Linked DNA regions of Homo sapiens: all the other regions are linked to region 1. A link is an interaction called in ENCODE POLR2A ChIA-PET data of the cell type or tissue named here. Cell type or tissue: HepG2. All regions are shown on one strand. Links, peaks and the distances in the headings refer to the core of each region. The heading gives the core; the rest is flanking DNA.

The links. Peaks named below come from ENCODE experiments on the same cell type or tissue, not always from the same donor. Only the 100,000 strongest peaks of a DNase experiment are listed, where the experiment ranks them.
Region 2: POLR2A ChIA-PET joins it to region 1 with 5 read pairs; 4 of 35 experiments call an interaction of 5 or more read pairs at or near these places.
Region 3: POLR2A ChIA-PET joins it to region 1 with 5 read pairs; 3 of 35 experiments call an interaction of 5 or more read pairs at or near these places.

The regions. Positions count from the first base shown.
Region 1 is chr1:213,974,320-213,979,973 of GRCh38, reverse strand. All of the region lies in intron 1 of PROX1-AS1 (PROX1 antisense RNA 1), which reads left to right. Among named protein-coding and RNA genes, the nearest start is that of PROX1-AS1, 9.0 kb to the left of the region's middle. In HepG2, for the core only: no CTCF peak of the experiment used is centred there; DNase peaks (open chromatin) are centred at 2,266 and 2,873.
Region 2 is chr1:213,790,729-213,796,382 of GRCh38, reverse strand. It overlaps a transcript of RPS6KC1 not described here. Among named protein-coding and RNA genes, the nearest start is that of LINC00538, 130 kb to the left of the region's middle. In HepG2, for the core only: no CTCF peak of the experiment used is centred there; a DNase peak (open chromatin) is centred at 2,642.
Region 3 is chr1:213,672,764-213,678,417 of GRCh38, reverse strand. It overlaps a transcript of RPS6KC1 not described here. Among named protein-coding and RNA genes, the nearest start is that of LINC00538, 250 kb to the left of the region's middle. In HepG2, for the core only: no CTCF peak of the experiment used is centred there; no DNase peak of the experiment used is centred there.

The sequences.
Region 1 (5,654 bases), core at 658-4,657:
TTGACTCTCAGTGCGGGTCCCCGGCGCCCTCTCAGCCTACTGGGGGTGCGGGCTGCGCCTCGGTGTGTGCCCCCCTTCAGCGCCTCGACAGCGCCCCTCACGCTAGCTTCCTACTTCCTCCCAGCTCCATCTTCCTCCGTCCCCTCCCTAGGCCCTGCTGCTCCTTTCACTCCTCTGGGTCCCTGTTCCCTGCCCCACCGTCCTTTTCCCACCACCATCAGGCGAGTTCATCCCCTTCTCTCTCCATTGCTAATCTTCTGATGGCGGTGCTGGGGAGAGCGGGAGGGGGTGCTTAACCCAAAGTGGACTCAAAGAAAACAGAATAATTCAATTCATCGGATAATTACTGTTTGCAAGACACTGCTAAGCACGACAGTTGGTGACCCTTTGAGGGAGCAGAGTGGACCGAAGGATTTTGGTTCTGACCCAATATGGGCAGTTATGATCGGTGTTTGATTTAGGCAGATCTCGGAAACCTCAATTAGAAACTCTAGTCTAGAAGGATCTGGACGAGGGGCAAAAGTGTCAACACCTTCTTCTCTCCTATTCCAAAGTGATCTTTCCGTGGGAATGCGGCAAGGAGTCAGCAGGCATAGTGAAAATGGGCGGCGATGGATACTCCCAGCACTTGCTGAGCACTGCTACGCCTCAGGACTGGGACAGGTGCTTTACACCCCAAAATTCCCGTTTCTTGATTCCAAAATGTCGTAGATTATAAGACACACCATTTAAAGATGGCCTTTAGGAGAAAAGGAAAATACGAGGATCTTAAATGCACAATGGATTGTGAGACACTGATTTTAGGAACATAAGATATGAGAAAAAGTGAATCTTAGAAGTGAGGAAATAAAGTATAGTATGCGTAATTCTCCCAACAGCCAAGAGATGAATTATCGCCATGTTTGAATGAGGGAACTGAGACTGGGGAAGGCTTCACCACTTGCTCAAGGCCGCAAGGCCAGTAAGTGGCACAGCCAGAATTGGAATCCGGGTCTGCCTGTAGTCTGAGCTAGAGCAATTTCGCTTAGGGCAGTAGCTTCTGCAGGGATTGGGCTGTGTCAGCCCTTTTCCATAACCCTGTTTTTGTCTTGACCCTTTTACCATCAACACCTGCCCCCACACCCCAAGCTATGGCTATTGGGGGGAAGATAGGAAATAAATTACATTTTTCACATTCAAAATAAAGTATTTAAAGGGTAAAAATCATGTATGCCAGGTTTACTGTGCACCACAGGAAGTCGATGAATTCAAGGATCCCTGTATTGCTGAAAATAGAATTGTAAAAAATAAAAGGGGTGGGGGGAGAAAGTGAACGAAACTAATCCTATTAAACGTGGTAGCATGTTTTTGTGGCACGCAGGGAGAGATTAAGCACAGGAAAGGGGATAAGTACTGCTTCAGTTTCACTAAACTAATGTGACAACTTGTCATTGGAGATCTTTACAGCTTGTTAGTAGATGACTAGCTGATTCAGAAGTGTTTTCTATCATTCCCTTTGTGTCCCCATGAGTTTTTGTAAAAAAATTTTCTTTCTTTTCCTGTTTCTTTCTTACTCATGCTGCTCTATTTTGCTTTATAATCCTCAGTGTCTCCTTCAAGTCAAAACATTTAGCTGGCTCTAATCAAGATTTGGTTTTGAAAATGCCCCTTGACCTGGGGTAGCCCAGAGAAGCCCTTGTTCTTCATACTCAGCCCCGGAACGGTCCTGTGGCTTGAGAAACTGAGCTTCTGGGAGAAAAGCTCCCTTTTTGGATTTCACTTTTCTGCCGTCCTTCTCCTTTGCCCTCCTCCCTTTTCTTTATTTTTTGTTCTATCCTTTTATTCTTTTCTTTTTGCCTTTAATTTCTATTCCTCTATTCTCTTTTCCCCTTTCTTTATTTTTCTCTCCAATTTTCCTCTTCTCACTTACTTTCCTTCCATCTTCTCTTCCTTAGAATTCCTTTCTCTTCTTTCATGCATTCCAATAACTGTTTTCCCTTTTCTTCAGATAAGACAGTTACATTCATAGAGAAAAGCTATGAATTTTTGATGGTTTCTAAGTTGAAGTAGCTCCCAGTGAAGGGGGCAGTGGTGAGGGGAGGGGCAGGGAGCCCATCACAGACCCGCAGGGAACAAAAGGCTGATCAAAGTGAAGAGGAAGCCAGAAGTCTAGGCTTGGTCACTGTCTTTCCAAAGCAGGTGTCTAGCTTGTTTGGAAACCTGGCTGACCGTCCCGCTCTTTTGCTTTGGCATCACTCTCTCCCACTTTCCCCCTCCCCCGCTGCAACTTTCCTCACTGGCTTACCACCAGGCGAGATGTTGAGTCAATGGAAAAACAACATTCGCCAACATTAAAGGGAGACTGTTTAGAAAAGGAAGGCCCTGCTGAGGTGCAGAGGAAGCCTGTGCATTAACACGGGCCACCTCTTATCTGGGGCAGCTGGGCCTGAGCTGCCTGTACTCATTCCCTGGCTTTGCCAAGGGGCCTTGGGGAGTGCGGGGTGGATTCTCACCCACGGGCATCACCAGACCTTTTAGAGACAAAAAGCAAGTGCTTTTTTTTTTTTTTCTCCCAGGGACTTAACTGGAAAACCTTTACACATAAACACTGTTTTGCAAAAGGCACATTTCTCTAAGCCTCTGTCTCTGGACACTTGTCACGTGGACCTGGCCCCTCTCATTTTCGGTGCTCTTGAGGACTCCCACGCCTTGTAAGGACTGGCCATTCTGTCCTGAATGTGAATTATGGGGAGGGGCAAGCTAAAGTGACCCAAAGGAAAAGAAGAAAAAGGCATGTGTGTAGGTTCACCCTGGCTCTAAATTGCTTACCGTTAAGTCTTGAGCCAGCTCCTGACGGAAAGATAAGGTAAATCCCTAATCAGTCAATAATTAACCATAGCTCCATTAACGATCCAGTCAGCCAAATCCTGCTGACACCTTTAGAACCCTGCTTTGGTGGGAAGGATTAGGCAGAATCTTTCAACAGAAAGGCCCATCTATTCAGACTGCCATAGACCCCACTCATGGGTCATCACAAAAGGAGTAAAGTTATGCCTGTGTCTGCCAGTGAAGTCCTTTCTGGGGTTAACTCTGTAGGATAACTTCTGGAAATTTCACTTTTGGAAATCTCAGCGTGTGTGTCTGTGTGTGTGTGTGTGTGTGTGTGTGTGTATACACAGAACAGCTTGGAGATCCAATCTGGTTCCAGGTTGGTTTGAATCAAATCCCAGATGTGCTCTGATTGTTGTTACATTATTCTTCTGAGAGGATCATATTTTCTCTCCCTTGACCATGTTAGTTTGTAGTTTATTCCCAGCATCTCTAAATATTCTGGTTCCTTGTTTCTCAATGTTAGTTCTTCTTCGATTCGTGATAAAAGGAGAAGTGCTTTTGAAATGATAAACAACCGCACATTCCTATCAAAGCATGAAAATTATTTTTGAATTTCAAATAAGTAGAAAATTAAAAGACTAATAAATATTTGATTTTGGTACTTCTGGTGGATCTTTTTTCTTTTCCTTTTCTTTCTTTTTTTTTTTTTTTAACTTCTTACAGAAGCACATGTTTACGAAGGTGGGCTTAGATCTTTTTTTTTTTTTAATTTAAATTGTGGGCTTTTGGTTTGCTTTGCTTTGTTGTTCTAGACAGCATTTAGTATGTTACCAGATGCATGTAGTTATAGATATTATACCATTAGATGAGAAAAATCTGTATAATCAGTGTGGTTTAAGTGTTTCCTAAGGTCAAGTTGTAGGTCATGACCCTATGACAATCAATGAACTTTGCTCCTAATCTTATGTTTAAATCACTTGAAAAAGACATTCTTTTAGAAAGAGAAATAGAGTACAAGAGTGTGGTATGATATGAATCCATCTCTATCCCAGGACTAAAGAACAAAGATCGTTTGGCTGTGGGGGCACTCTTCCTGCATGTGGAAGATGGTTCATTCAGCTATACTTCTGTTGGTTCCACATCTCAGCCTCTGTAATCACCAACACACTGTTGTTCTCCTCTCCTCATAGAACCCAGTAGTCTGGGTGTTCAATTAATCTTTGGCTGCTTCGGGGAGTTGCCAATGAGTGGAAATTCTGCCAATGATCTGTGACACCCTTTTCAACAAACATTAATTGAATGACATTTCTTTTTTCCCCAAATCATCCATCTGTCCTTTCTTATGCAACTTTTGAGTTTCAAAGGGTAGAAGGCAAGATTTCTTTTGGTCACACATGTGGCCTAAGAAGACAGTCTATGTATTGAACACTATAATCTACTGTAGACTTGTAAATAAATCTAAATATTCACCAGTCTGAACCAACATGCTAAATATAAAATGAATTCATTCAGCCTTCTTTTCCATCTGCCCATGAAAACATCTTGCTTTTGTGAAGGCCTTTGGAAAATGTAAGATCCAAGGCTTCTGTATGCTTTTTAATTGTTTAGGGGCACAAATGGGAGTGGAAAAGTAAGGTGAAGGCAGGAAGAACATTTTCAAAATTCATAGGTTAAAAAATATAAGATCCAGTTTTTTTTAGTTTATACATAATTTTTAAAATTGTCTTAAAGTACCAAAAAGCATCTCACTTATAATAGTGCTGTTTAGTAAAGCAGAGAACATACATCAAGTTGTCTTTGAAGTCCCATTGCTTGGATATTAAAAAGAAATTTAAAAAAATTGAACTGGTATCTATTTTTCAGTAGGTCAAAAGGCATGTATAATTACACTCATGATTTTTGAGTATCATGCTAATGAGGCTAGGAAAATGTAGACCTTGACATTGCCTTGTTTAGTTACATTCACTATGAAAAAAAGAATATTGTTTACCCCTCAGGAGTTTTCTTAAGGAAAAGAAAAATCAATCTCTATCAATGAGCAATATTTTTCTCCCCAAGGGATATTGATCTGAACATTGACTTCACAATGGGTGAGTTATTTTCCTCAGACTCCCTACTATGAATTGTTAGGTGACATGTCTTTTGTGAGCCAATAAACATGTTGTGTCTAGTGTAGTAATCTCATCTGGGAGATGACAATTTCTGTAGAGTGGTTAGTTTGTAGTATTTCACCTTTTGTATGTCTGTGTTACATATTCCCGAGAAGTATATTTCAAGTTTAAAAAGCATTACCTCTCATATTCTTCTTAGGAGAACAGTTGGCAGTGAACAGTTTCTTTCCTACATGCTCCTCAACTGCATGTCCTCTAGGCTTGTGCATAGACCCATGACTCATGAATAGTCTTATAAATGTCTTCATGATTCCCTTTTCTCCCTTTATGCAATGGTACAATTTGGCATCTTTAATTTTGAAAATAAAACAAATATTCAATTTACCAGATAAACCATTCTTTAAAGGAACACTGTAATGGGTGGAGATAAGGGAAAGGATAAGGACTCTAGAATTCTTGTTAATGGGCATGATCATACTCTATCTGTTGGATTCATGTATAGTATATTTTCTTTGTATATGTAATCTTGTAATGTTTTCGTCTATAATATGTAATCCCAGCACTTTGGGAGGCTGAGGTGGGTGGGTCACTTGAGGCCAGGAGTTCGAGACCAGCCTGGCCAACATGGTAAAACCCTGTCTCTACTAAAAATACAAAAAAATTAGCCTGGCGTAGTGGTGCACACCTATAGTCCCAGCTACTCAGGAGGCTGAAGCAGAAGAATTGCTTGAA
Region 2 (5,654 bases), core at 995-4,994, 180 kb after region 1:
GGTACCGGGGTATCAACAGAGATAAAACACTGAGTGACAGGGAAGCAAGATACAGAATAACACAATCTATTGTTCTCCCATTGACTGTAAGTATAATGGGAAAGTTAGCGAGTCACCGTAATGTCATGGACCGCTGTGAACTTGGGAGAACTCAAGGATCAGAAAGTAACATGAAACAAGAAGGGAAATGAAGATAATATTGGGTTACTGAACATTCTCAAATTGTACTGAAACGCATCCCATCCCTTTGGAGGGGGCATGTTTTTGACAAGGAAGACAATGGGAAGAAACTGGTGGCTGTAACAATATCACCATTTTCTTTTACTACAGGCCGTAATGTGAACTTCTTAGAAGACACCTTCTTTCACCACGGCTTTGTTGTACAGTCTATTGAGGAACCCAGAGACCAAAGTCACTGCCTTGTTCCAGGGCTGTCTAAAACCAAGGAGCCTGGCTCTCCCAGCCAATGACAGCTGCTCTGTTGTGAATTACAGAGCAGGTTTGCAGCCAAGGGCACAGGAAAAGAACTGAGAGAGAACGAGAGAAGCTAAGAGACGAAACCAGCGGGGCAGAGAATTTGGGGCATAAGCACAAGAGTAAGAAGAGAAAAATAAAGGTAGGGGAGGAGTAAAATGAGAAAAGGAATTTTCATGGTGGACGTTTGGGGGAGATGTGGATACTCTACTATTCCAGGGTCTGAGCAAGGTTCTCCTCAAAAAAATAAAACGAAACAGAAACAACAGAATAAAACCATGGAAACAACTAAATCACTTTTGGAGTGATTTTGTTGGAGCCAGAAATTCACCTTTGAATTACCTATTTTCCAGGACAAAATTAGCTAATGTTCAGTAATAATTTTTTAAAAATCTGTGACACTCTCACACTAAAGCATCGTTTCCCAAGCACATACTATAGAGAAAGCATCTATTCATTTAGATCCTGACATATGTAACTCCCCACAATGCTATGAAGGCTATGGGCTTTTCTGTAGCAAAAGGAACATAAATATACAAAATTTTGCACACAGACACAGTGGATTCACACCCTGAACTCTGTTCATAGACCTCTCAGAAGAATTCCACAGCCCTAGGTTACAAAGTCCTATTCCAGAATGTCTAACAAAGCTGGCATAGGGTAGATGTTCAATAAACTCTTACAGCTTTGAATTATGCAAATATTGTGATCAACTGAGTACAGGATGGATAGATATACAGAGAAATCAATAGGTAGATGGTAGCTAAAACATACACACATATATTGAGTTGAATATCAAAATAAGCACAGAAATTTAGATGATGGTCCAACTAATCAATTTAACACATCAGCTACTAAGGACAACTCATGTGCTTTGGGGCATCCCTAAACTTAAATGGGAAGTCCTTATTGTGAAATCTTGCTGACATCACCTTTAGAGGTCTGGAAGATTCAAGTCTGACCTAGACGTGCATTTATGATCTATTTATATTTTAACATTTGGGAGGCCTAAATCAACTGGCAATGAGTTAAGTCCTAAAAATGTCAAGATGCTGTCTACTAAAGCTTCCAATTAAATAGGTTAAAGGTCACTATGGCTTGACTGTCACTTATGCCTTTAAACATGGATGTGGGCACTTTGGGGCTTATAGAGCTATTCTCCCCGGGCAAGACAATAATACTCCGTCTTCCATGTGCTGAAAGGGCCCTGGGAAGCTCTCATCAGACACAGGTGAGCCTCTACACCTTTGTTTTTACTAACAGATCTTTCTGCTTATACATTTTTAGAAATCCATCCTTGTCATCAGACATGCAAATGGAGTGATTTTTTAATGGAATTTTTATTTAGACCAGTCTAGGTTTTGATACAGGAAAATTTATTTTTTCCCTTCATTAAAGGAGGAGTAAGGCTGTGACTCCAGAATGGCTATCTCACCTTAAGCCACTTGCCCAGTGCTGACAAAATCCCAAAACCGTCTCTGTGTGGGCTTCCTGATACCTGTCTTCTAATTAGCATTCTCAGCATCTGAGAAGAGAAAGGGCAGAGAGGAGAAGGTTTTATTCCAAATCTGGGGGAAAGTCACACATTATGAGAAACAACAGTCTCATTGTTGTTTCTACCTTTATGTTTATAGAATGGTTATATTTTGTTTTTGTATGCATGGGGCAATTTTTAAAAAAATATAAGTAACAGACTTTGAGTGAATTAGAATACTTAATATGGGTTTTGAACTTCTGCCAGGAGTAGGCTCCAAAGCCAGTTCTTCCTATTTGCATTGTTGCATTTATCCATTTCCAAACATTAGAAGATCCATCTATCAGATTCTGTGTAAATCCAGCACACAGATAATTTGTAAAAAAGCTTTCTTTCAAAATGTTCTGCGGTTTTTCTAATCTCGTCGCTTTTCTAATTTTCTAATCACATAACCTTGAAGTCGAAAGACACAGCCTGTGATAATCTGTGTACACTGTCTTCGTTATTATCACAGACATTTCTGGGGAAAAAAAAGAAAACACACACACACAAAACACACACACAAAAAAACCCTTTCCGCCCTACACACATTCAAAGCTGCCTTTAAAGTCCTACTTTAGTCACAGTTCAATCAGATCCACATTAGTCCTACTCATCAGACAGAAAAGTGTTCATGAGCATAAGGGGGATATTGACTTTAAAAATTTACTGGCGAGGCGTTCAGAGCCTGCAGGAATGTCAAAACTCCAACCTGCATTTTGATGTTTTTGCCTCCGGTTAGTCTTGACTGACATGCTTGGAGCACTTTGGTCTGTGCTCTGGCATCCATTAACTGTCCTTGACTCAATGTTATCCAGGCCGTTATGGGCAGCTCGGTGCCTAATGGTTTCAGTGGATTAGACGCCCCAAGGTGTAAGGAAAACTCACGCCCTGTTTTAAGGGATTACATTGGCTATTCTTGGCTTGCTTCATTAAGGGGGCATTGTTTGATCCTAAATAATGAGAGCCTGTTAATTATTATTCTGATAATTGGGCCTCATGTGGGAGCACGGCAGTCGCGAGGTGTTTTAAAAGGAAGCAAGTTTGGAAAAGGAGAAAGAAATGTCAAGGTTGAGGTGTCTTTGAGAGGAGTTTGTTTACATGCAAAGTATTTTCACCTACGTGAGGACCCAGTGCTGGATGGAGGAGAGAGAAGGAGGCTGGAGCAAGCCCAGGTCTATACTTACTTCAGCTGCGGTAGATTACAAAATTACTACCTTGGGCATGCCATTCTAAAAGGCTCACCAATGTCACGACCGAACCTGTAATTCCCTGGGAAGAGATTGGGAATTGATCTCTCTTGGAGGAGGGAGAGATTATATGGAGACTGGGGGTCCTGGTGGAATCCCATCTGCTCTCTGGGGAAAACTTTGTTTCTTTATATGCTGTTGTTTTTGCTATTTTATTTCTCATCAACAAATGACAACCAAGTCCATTAAGGGCATAGTGATAAGACTGCTACCTGGTCAGACAGTGGGGCTGGCTGTTCAGGATGCAAAAATATCGGGAGTGCTGAGGTGGCAGAGGCCAGGTGACCTTTGTGTGAAGGGTGGGGGTGGTTGTTGGTGGGGTGGGGGTTCCTTAAGTCAGTCCCAAATGAACCTCCGAGTTGCTGTGAAAATGTTGTTCTTTTAGGCTATCTATAAGTTGAAAGTAATGCTTTACAGTATTAACTCTGGACTTTGTCTCTTTGTTCTCAGTGAGTACTGTGCTATACCATTCATATGCATTTTTCATTATTTCTTATGCCACTCGCCCATGTAATTGTGGGAGAGAAAATTCCATAATCTATAAGTCCACAGAATACTGTCATTTTCCTAGCATCCGATTAAGAGCCCATAGTGTCTCTATCCATTTGAGGGAAGAATTGGGTTTAAACAAATGTCTCAATTTAAAAGGAGGAGGGAGAGCTCTGGGAAGGTAAACTTGCATTTGAAGCTTTAACCTGGGTTTTTGTCAGACTTACTTATACTTCAGGTAGAGCTGGCCAGCTGAGATGAGAGCTGGCCTGCCTGTAGACCAGGTGACAGTGACCGACAGGAAGAGAAGGAATAGAGAGAAGGTCCATACTCATTTTGAGCTCCAGTGCTATGTTCACATGACTTTGCTTGCTTCTAAATCGCACTCTTCCAATTAAACTGGAGAGACTATCAAAAGTGCATGTTCAAAACAGTTACATACCCTGGAGTTTTGGACTTGCCTGAGCCTTCTTCATACGGCTCTGTGATTCTCTTTTGTATGTGTGAATGTTCTTTGAGATGCACCATGGGCGGTAGAGCAGGAGGAAAGGGTGGGAGGGCCAGGGGCACAGTATTGGGGAATTGAAGAGTTAGTGGCCAAAACAGGTGATCTTGCCTGTGATCTCTCAACTGTTCCTAATAGCTTCAATGCGTCTCATAGGTCCATCAAAATGCCACTGCACTTTGCCTGAACATGGCGTACTATGTGCAGTTATTAGACAGCAGAGCCATCTTGGATCCTGTGCACAGGGAGGTATTAACGTCAGGGTTGGCCGACAGTTCGGTAGGTAATGCCAACAAGCAAGTGGAGACTGGGACCTGACTTGAACATCATTCATTAGGTAACCTTGAGAATAACTAACTACTCTTGGTCTGACTCCTCTGTGAGATGGGGTTATACGTCTGCCATCAAACCTCATAGGGATGTTATGAAGCTAGAGTAAGTTTATAATCATAAAGCAATTCATAAAAGTGAAATACTGTCACAAACTTACAGTAATAATTTCATTTCCAGGTAAATTAGGACAGCAGGAATCCCTAACACTATTCCTTCCTCCCTCTTTACCTCCCACCTTGTTTCTTTTGCAGTCTTATATTTTCATTACTGAATGGATCAGGCTATTGAAATTCCCATGAGAATAGAAGAAATTTCTCCCATTGGAACAGACTAATGGCTGTTTAGAAATAGTACCTAGCACAGGTATTAACAAACATACTTGCATATGTTTGTTAGATTTACTGTAAATCATTGAAACTAATGTTTTGTTGGTGTCTGGAATACAACGAGTTTGTTAGCAAAGAATTATGTCACTTTTCTGCTCGAGATCTTCCCTTTATAGGTGAGGAACATAAGGCTGACTACCCTAACTTCCCTTTAAAAAAATTCTATAAGAGTTATTCAAACTATTTTCCTATTTACTTATATTCTCAGCCTATATCACTTCTTAGAATTTCTAGTTCTGGCTTTCATTTAGTCTTTTTTTTTTCTTTTGTCCTGAAAATCTACTTCATGCTTCTATGAAAGACAATGAGCCAAGTATTCCCAGGATTATTGAATAGGTGTAACATTGTCCTACCCAGATTCTTATATTTCATAGATTTGCTACCATGGTTCTTCAAGTCCTTGACTTTCCCTACTGAGGGATCCTAATCTTTGCAGAGCTCACAATGTGTTAAATTAGACAGATGATGTGTCATCATGGGCCATGGGGTTGGAGACACACCCGGATGAAAACACTATTTAAAAGAAGGAATGAGGCTTGATTTATCCCCAGAGCTTCCTTATTCCAAATAGAAGATACTCCTCAGGTTTGTCAGTTTGTATTGATGTCACCTTATGTCTTGACATTCACTAGGGCACATGATTGCCAAGGTCTCTGGTGCCTTTGAACTTGTACAAATATTTCCACTTCAGTGATGGTGACTCA
Region 3 (5,654 bases), core at 995-4,994, 300 kb after region 1:
AGCCCAGACATCAAGCATTTATGGAGTGCCTACTGTGAGCAGGACCCTGAATGACACCTTGGGCTTAAGAAGCCAATAATTCATGGCCCTTGGGCCAGCTGTGTTCTTAATGCAGGGGCTAGTGTGTCTGCAAGCTTCTGAACACATGTTTCCTTGTAAAGATGTTAAGTTATTTTGCAAGGGTTTCCTATGTGATCTATTGTTTCAGAAATCAAGGGCCAGTGTCCTTTTGTCTGTGTCTTCACAATTAATAACACCAAATTAATAACACCTAATACCAAGTTCCATGCCCAGCAAAAAATGGTTGATAGCCCTGTGCCGGTTTAAACGAAACAAGAAACTCCTTCAGAGGGAATTAAACATTCCTCGTTAGGGATCTCTGGTCTGGCCAAAATATCTTTTTTTTTTTTTTGAGACAGAGTCCTGCTGTGTCGCCCCGGCTGGAGTGCAGTGGCATAATCTTGGCTCACTGCAACCTCTGCCTCCCGGGTTCAAGCAATTCTCCTGCCTCAGCCTCCCGAGTAGCTGGGATTACAGGTGCCCACCACCATGCCCAGCTATTTTTTGTATTTTTAGTAGATACAAGGTTCCACCATCTTGGCCAGGCTGGTCTCGAACTCCTGATCTCGTGATCCACCCACCTCAGCCTCCCAAAGTGCTGGGATTACAGGTATGAGCCACCACACCCAGCCTGGCCAAAAGATCTTACAGAGTTCATTTCTGCTTCTCAATATACAACAACCCAGCATTCTTCTCCCTAATTACATCTCCCCCCACATACAATGCCCAGTGAATCTGAACAGAGTCTGGAAAGAAATTGGGTGCATTCAGTTTTTCTGAACTCCGGGTTTACATTAATGCCACATGGGGAGTTCCTAAAATCTACTGATGCCTGGGGTCTGGGCACAAGTGTTTTAATTTTACTTTTATTCTTCTTCTTAAGATCCCCAGATGATGCTAATATGTAGCCATTTGAGAAGCTGAAGAGAACTGGGCTGGTAATTGGCAGATCTGGGTTCAACTCTAGTCTATCTGACCATTTATAAATGGATCTCCCGAGCTGAACTCTCTTCCACACTTGTAAAATGATGATACTAGACTAGACCTCTTGTGGACTAGATCTTTTCAGCTGTCACATTCTAAGTTTTGATGGTCTGGTACCAGTTCAGGTGAGGAGTGAGAGTTGAATGGGGAATAACAAGAGACCTTGTTCCTTTAAAAGGGCCAGATGCTCTTAGGGATGGAGAAGGCAAGAGAGAAAGAACATGAACTAGATGCTAATTGGAAAGGATAAGGGGCATGTCGAGTTGTCATTTTCATTCTCTGGGACCTGGTCTGTAAGTGCTGGAACTGCATCGTATGGATCACAGGAAGGATCCTGGGCATGCCAATTTCTGTCCTCTCTCCTATCTATCTATCTGTCAGCATGCTGCTCCTCAGCAGAGGGCCTCTGTTTGTTTTCTTAAGATGATTAAGTCCTAAGTCTCCCTCAGCAGAGCCTATGATTGAAAGTGACAACTGGAGCCTCCTGTATTTAAAAGCTGCCACTGTGTATCAGCAGAAGAATCAACTTAGGTTGGGGGACATTTTATTGATGCATTTTAAAACTTGATCTCAGAGAAGTGAGCAGGTATACAAGGAGGTAGGATGGGGTATACAGAAAAGAAGTCTGGTTGGAGAAGGGGCATGCCCCCATTTTTAGTTCCACTTTTAAACGTAGCTCCACAGGGTCAAATTTGTTGCCCTCATTCAAAAGTGCAAAGTGAAATGGAAGGCTGGGCAATGAAGAGGTAACTTGGTGCAATGTGAACAGCTGACTGAGGGTACCTGAAGCCAATGGGGCCGGGGAGTATATAGTCATCTGTCCATTGCTGAATTAGAGTTCAACTCCCAACTCAACTATAAAGCAAAACATTCTCAGAAGACATCCTCTCCTTCCGTCTGACACGGGACTTCTCCTCCCACGTATGCAGTTTCTTTCTTTTTTCTCCATTCCTCAGACAAAGCTTGCTGTGAGACATTTGTTGAGCATCTCCTATATGACAGATACTCTCCTAAGCATTGGGACACAAAGATGCATGACTAGGAGCCTTTAAAGGACCCCAAGGGCTCTACTAGCTGGGAGACAGAATGATAAGCCACAGTTAGAGCAGCATGTGACAGGTGTGAAGAGAAGGGGCCTTGGTGTTTTGGGGACACAGAGCTTGCCAGCTGAGAGAGTAAAGAGAGATACCAAAGCTGATTTTTGACATTAGCAAGAAGAAATTTGTTACAGCAAGAGAGAACAACACGTGTAAAGGTATAGAAACCCAGACATGCACGTTCTTCTCAGGGAACTGCATGTGTTTCAATATAGCTGGAGTAAGAATTCCAGAGGAAGGGAAGTGGAAAGCAAGCTACAGGGGAAGGTAGAAGTCAGATCACAAAGGATGTAATAGGTTTAGCTGAGTTAGAACTTTATCTGAAAGGTAAAGGAAATCAGTGAAAGGCCTTAGAGAAGAATATGATATTAGATGTATACTTTTTTAAAAAAAATTCTTTCAGACAGAGTCTTGCTCTGTTTCCCAGGCTGGAGTGCAGTGGTGCCATCTTGGCTCACTACCACCTCCGCCTCCTGGGTTCAAGTGATTCTCCTGCCTCAGCCTCCCAAGTAGCTGGGATTACAGGTGCCCACCACCATACTCAGCTAATTTTTGCATTTTTAGTAGAGAAAGGGTTTCACCATGTTGGTCAGACTGGTGTCTAACTCCTGAGCTCAGGTGATCTTCCTGCCTCAGCCTCCCAAAGTGCTGGGATTACAGGTGTGAGCCACCATGCCCAGCCTAGACATATAATTTAGAAAGACCACTCTAAGAGCAGTATGCAGGATACCTTAGAAAGGGGTAAGACCAACAAAAATAAGCAATGGGGCTGGGATAGCTGGCTAGCCATATGCGAAAGAATAACACTGGACCCCTACCTTTTGCCATATACATGCCAAAATTAACTCAAGTTGGATTAAAGGTTTAAATGTAAGACTTCAAACTATAAGAATCCTAGAAGAAAACCTAAGAAACACCATTCTGGACACAAAGATGAATGACTAGTAGCCTCCCGAGGACTCCAAGGGCTCTACTAGCTAGGAGACAGAATGATAACCAACAATTAGAGCAGCATGTGACAGGTGCTAAGAGAAAGTCTTTGCATTGGCCTTTGGAAAGAATTTATGACTAAGTTCTCAAAAGCAATTGCAACAAAACCAAATATTGACAAGTGGAACCTAAAGAGCTTAAAGATTTTAAGAGCTTCTGCTCAGCCAAAGAAAGTAACTATCAACAGAGTAGACAGACAACCTGCAGAATGAGAGAAAATATTTGCAAACAATGCAACCAACAAAGGTCTAATACCCAGAATCTATAAGGAACTTAAACAATTCAGCAAGCAAAAAACAGGAAACCCCATTAAAAAATGGGCAAAGGACACGAACAGACACTTCTCAAAAGAAGACATACAAGTGGCTAACAAACATGAAAAGATGCCTCACATCACAAATCATCAGAGAAATGAAAATCAGAACCACAATGAGATACCATCTTATACCAGTCTGAATGGCTATTATTAAAAAGTTAAAAAAAAGATAAAGCAGATGCTGGCAAGCCTTCAGAGAAAAAGGGAATGCTTATGCACTGTTGGTGGGAATGTAAATTAGTTCAGCCCCTGGGGAAAACAGTCTGGAGAAGTAAAATATAACTACCATTCAACCCAGCAATCCCATTACTGGGTTTATATCCAAAAGAAAATAAACTGTTCTACCAAAAAGACACAGGCATTTGTATGTTCATCACAGCACTATTTACAATAGCGAAGTCATGGAATCAACCTAGATGCCATTCATCAGTAGTGGATTGGATAAGAAAATGTGGTGTATATATACACAATGGAATACTACATAGCCATAAAAAGAATAAAATCATGTCCTCTGCATCAACATGGATGGAGTCATTATCCTAAGGCCATTATCCTAAGCACACTAATATAGGAACAGAACACCAAACACTATATATTCTCACTTAAAAGTGGGAGCTAAACATTGGGTACTCATAAACATAAAGATGGTACAAGCCAGGTGCAGTGGCTCATGCCTGTAATCCTAGGACTTTGGGAGGCTGAGGTGGGTGGACCACCTGAGATTAGGAGTTCAAGACCAGTCTGGCCAACATGGCAAAACCCTGTCTCCACTAAAAATACAAAAAGTAGCCAGGCGTGGTGGCATGTACCTGTAGTCCCAGCTACTCGGGAGACTGAGGTAAGAGAATCACTTGACCCTAGGAAGCCAAGGTTGCAGTGAGCTGAGATCATGCCACTGCACTCCAACCTGGGCAACATAGCGAGACTCTGTCTCAAAAAAAAAATGGTACAATAGACACTGGGGGCTGCCAGAAGGGGTAGGGAGAGAAAGGGTCAAGAGTTGAAAAACTACTGGGTACTATGCTCCCTATTTAAGAGATGGGATCACTCATATCTCAAACCTCAGCATCATGCAATATACCAATGTAACAAACCTATACATGTACCCCCTGAATCAAAAAGACAAATTGAAATGACTAAAAAAGAAAGAATAATTATTTTTTAAAAGAAAGGGATAAGATTGAAGAAAGGAAAAAAACAAACCCAATTCACACTAAATGGTAGAGGGCTATTCTAATGGAGCTATAGGCTTAAGAGGGAGAAGGTTTTCCAGGACATTCTGAAACCACATAATACAGGCAGAAAATTTCCCTTAGTACTAAAAAGTACTTCTCTCTCTTTGAGGCCCTATATCTGGTCTTGGGATAGGCACTGTGGCCTCAGAATTTCTATAGATAGTGCTTGTAGGAGTTCCTGACCTTGATCAGGGAACACTTATTTCATGCTCTGGGATCACACCTGTCAGGGATGTGTCTTCAAGTTGTGGAGTGAAACCATCATCACTTCCAGCTGCTAACGTCCACTGCAGTATCTCTAACCTGAGTTCTGTACATCTGGCTGACAAATTCACCTCTTTTTTCTCTTCAGCCCTGATTAGGTTTACCAACAGTGAAAGTCTAGGCAGTTCCTTGGAGAAGCAATTGAATCCACTGTCTTTTAGAATATCTGATTGTGTGTTATCCAGAGACAACTTAACTACTCCTGACTTATTCCAGCTTATCTCCTGACAGCTGGGAAGTAGAAGAAATTGTTTCCATTGGGAATAATAGTGTGGGACATCTCACTGAGCTGCTGATCCATGTTTATGGATCTGTATGAATCCCAGTTGCTGTCCACCCTGCTCAGAGGCTCTAAATCAGAGTCACATGGAAACTTCGGTCTTAGTAGCTTCAGGTCTATGACATATTCTTAGCGTGGAGCCTCAAAAGCCCTCCCATGTAGAACTCTATCTCTTTTCCCAGAGTTTGGGGTAGGAAAGATAGTGAAGATGGGACAGATTTTGATAATTTTTCTTATAAGGTACAACTGGAGGCACTTGGGTGGAGGGAGATGTTTCTCAGGTTTCTGGCCTGATGGGAACCTGAGATGGATGGAAATGCCAGCAACTGAGATTGGAAATGGTGAAGAAAACGTACAGGGATGAGATGACGAGTTTAGTATTGGATATGCTGAATGGTCCATCCAGGTAAAAACATCTAGCCCACTGT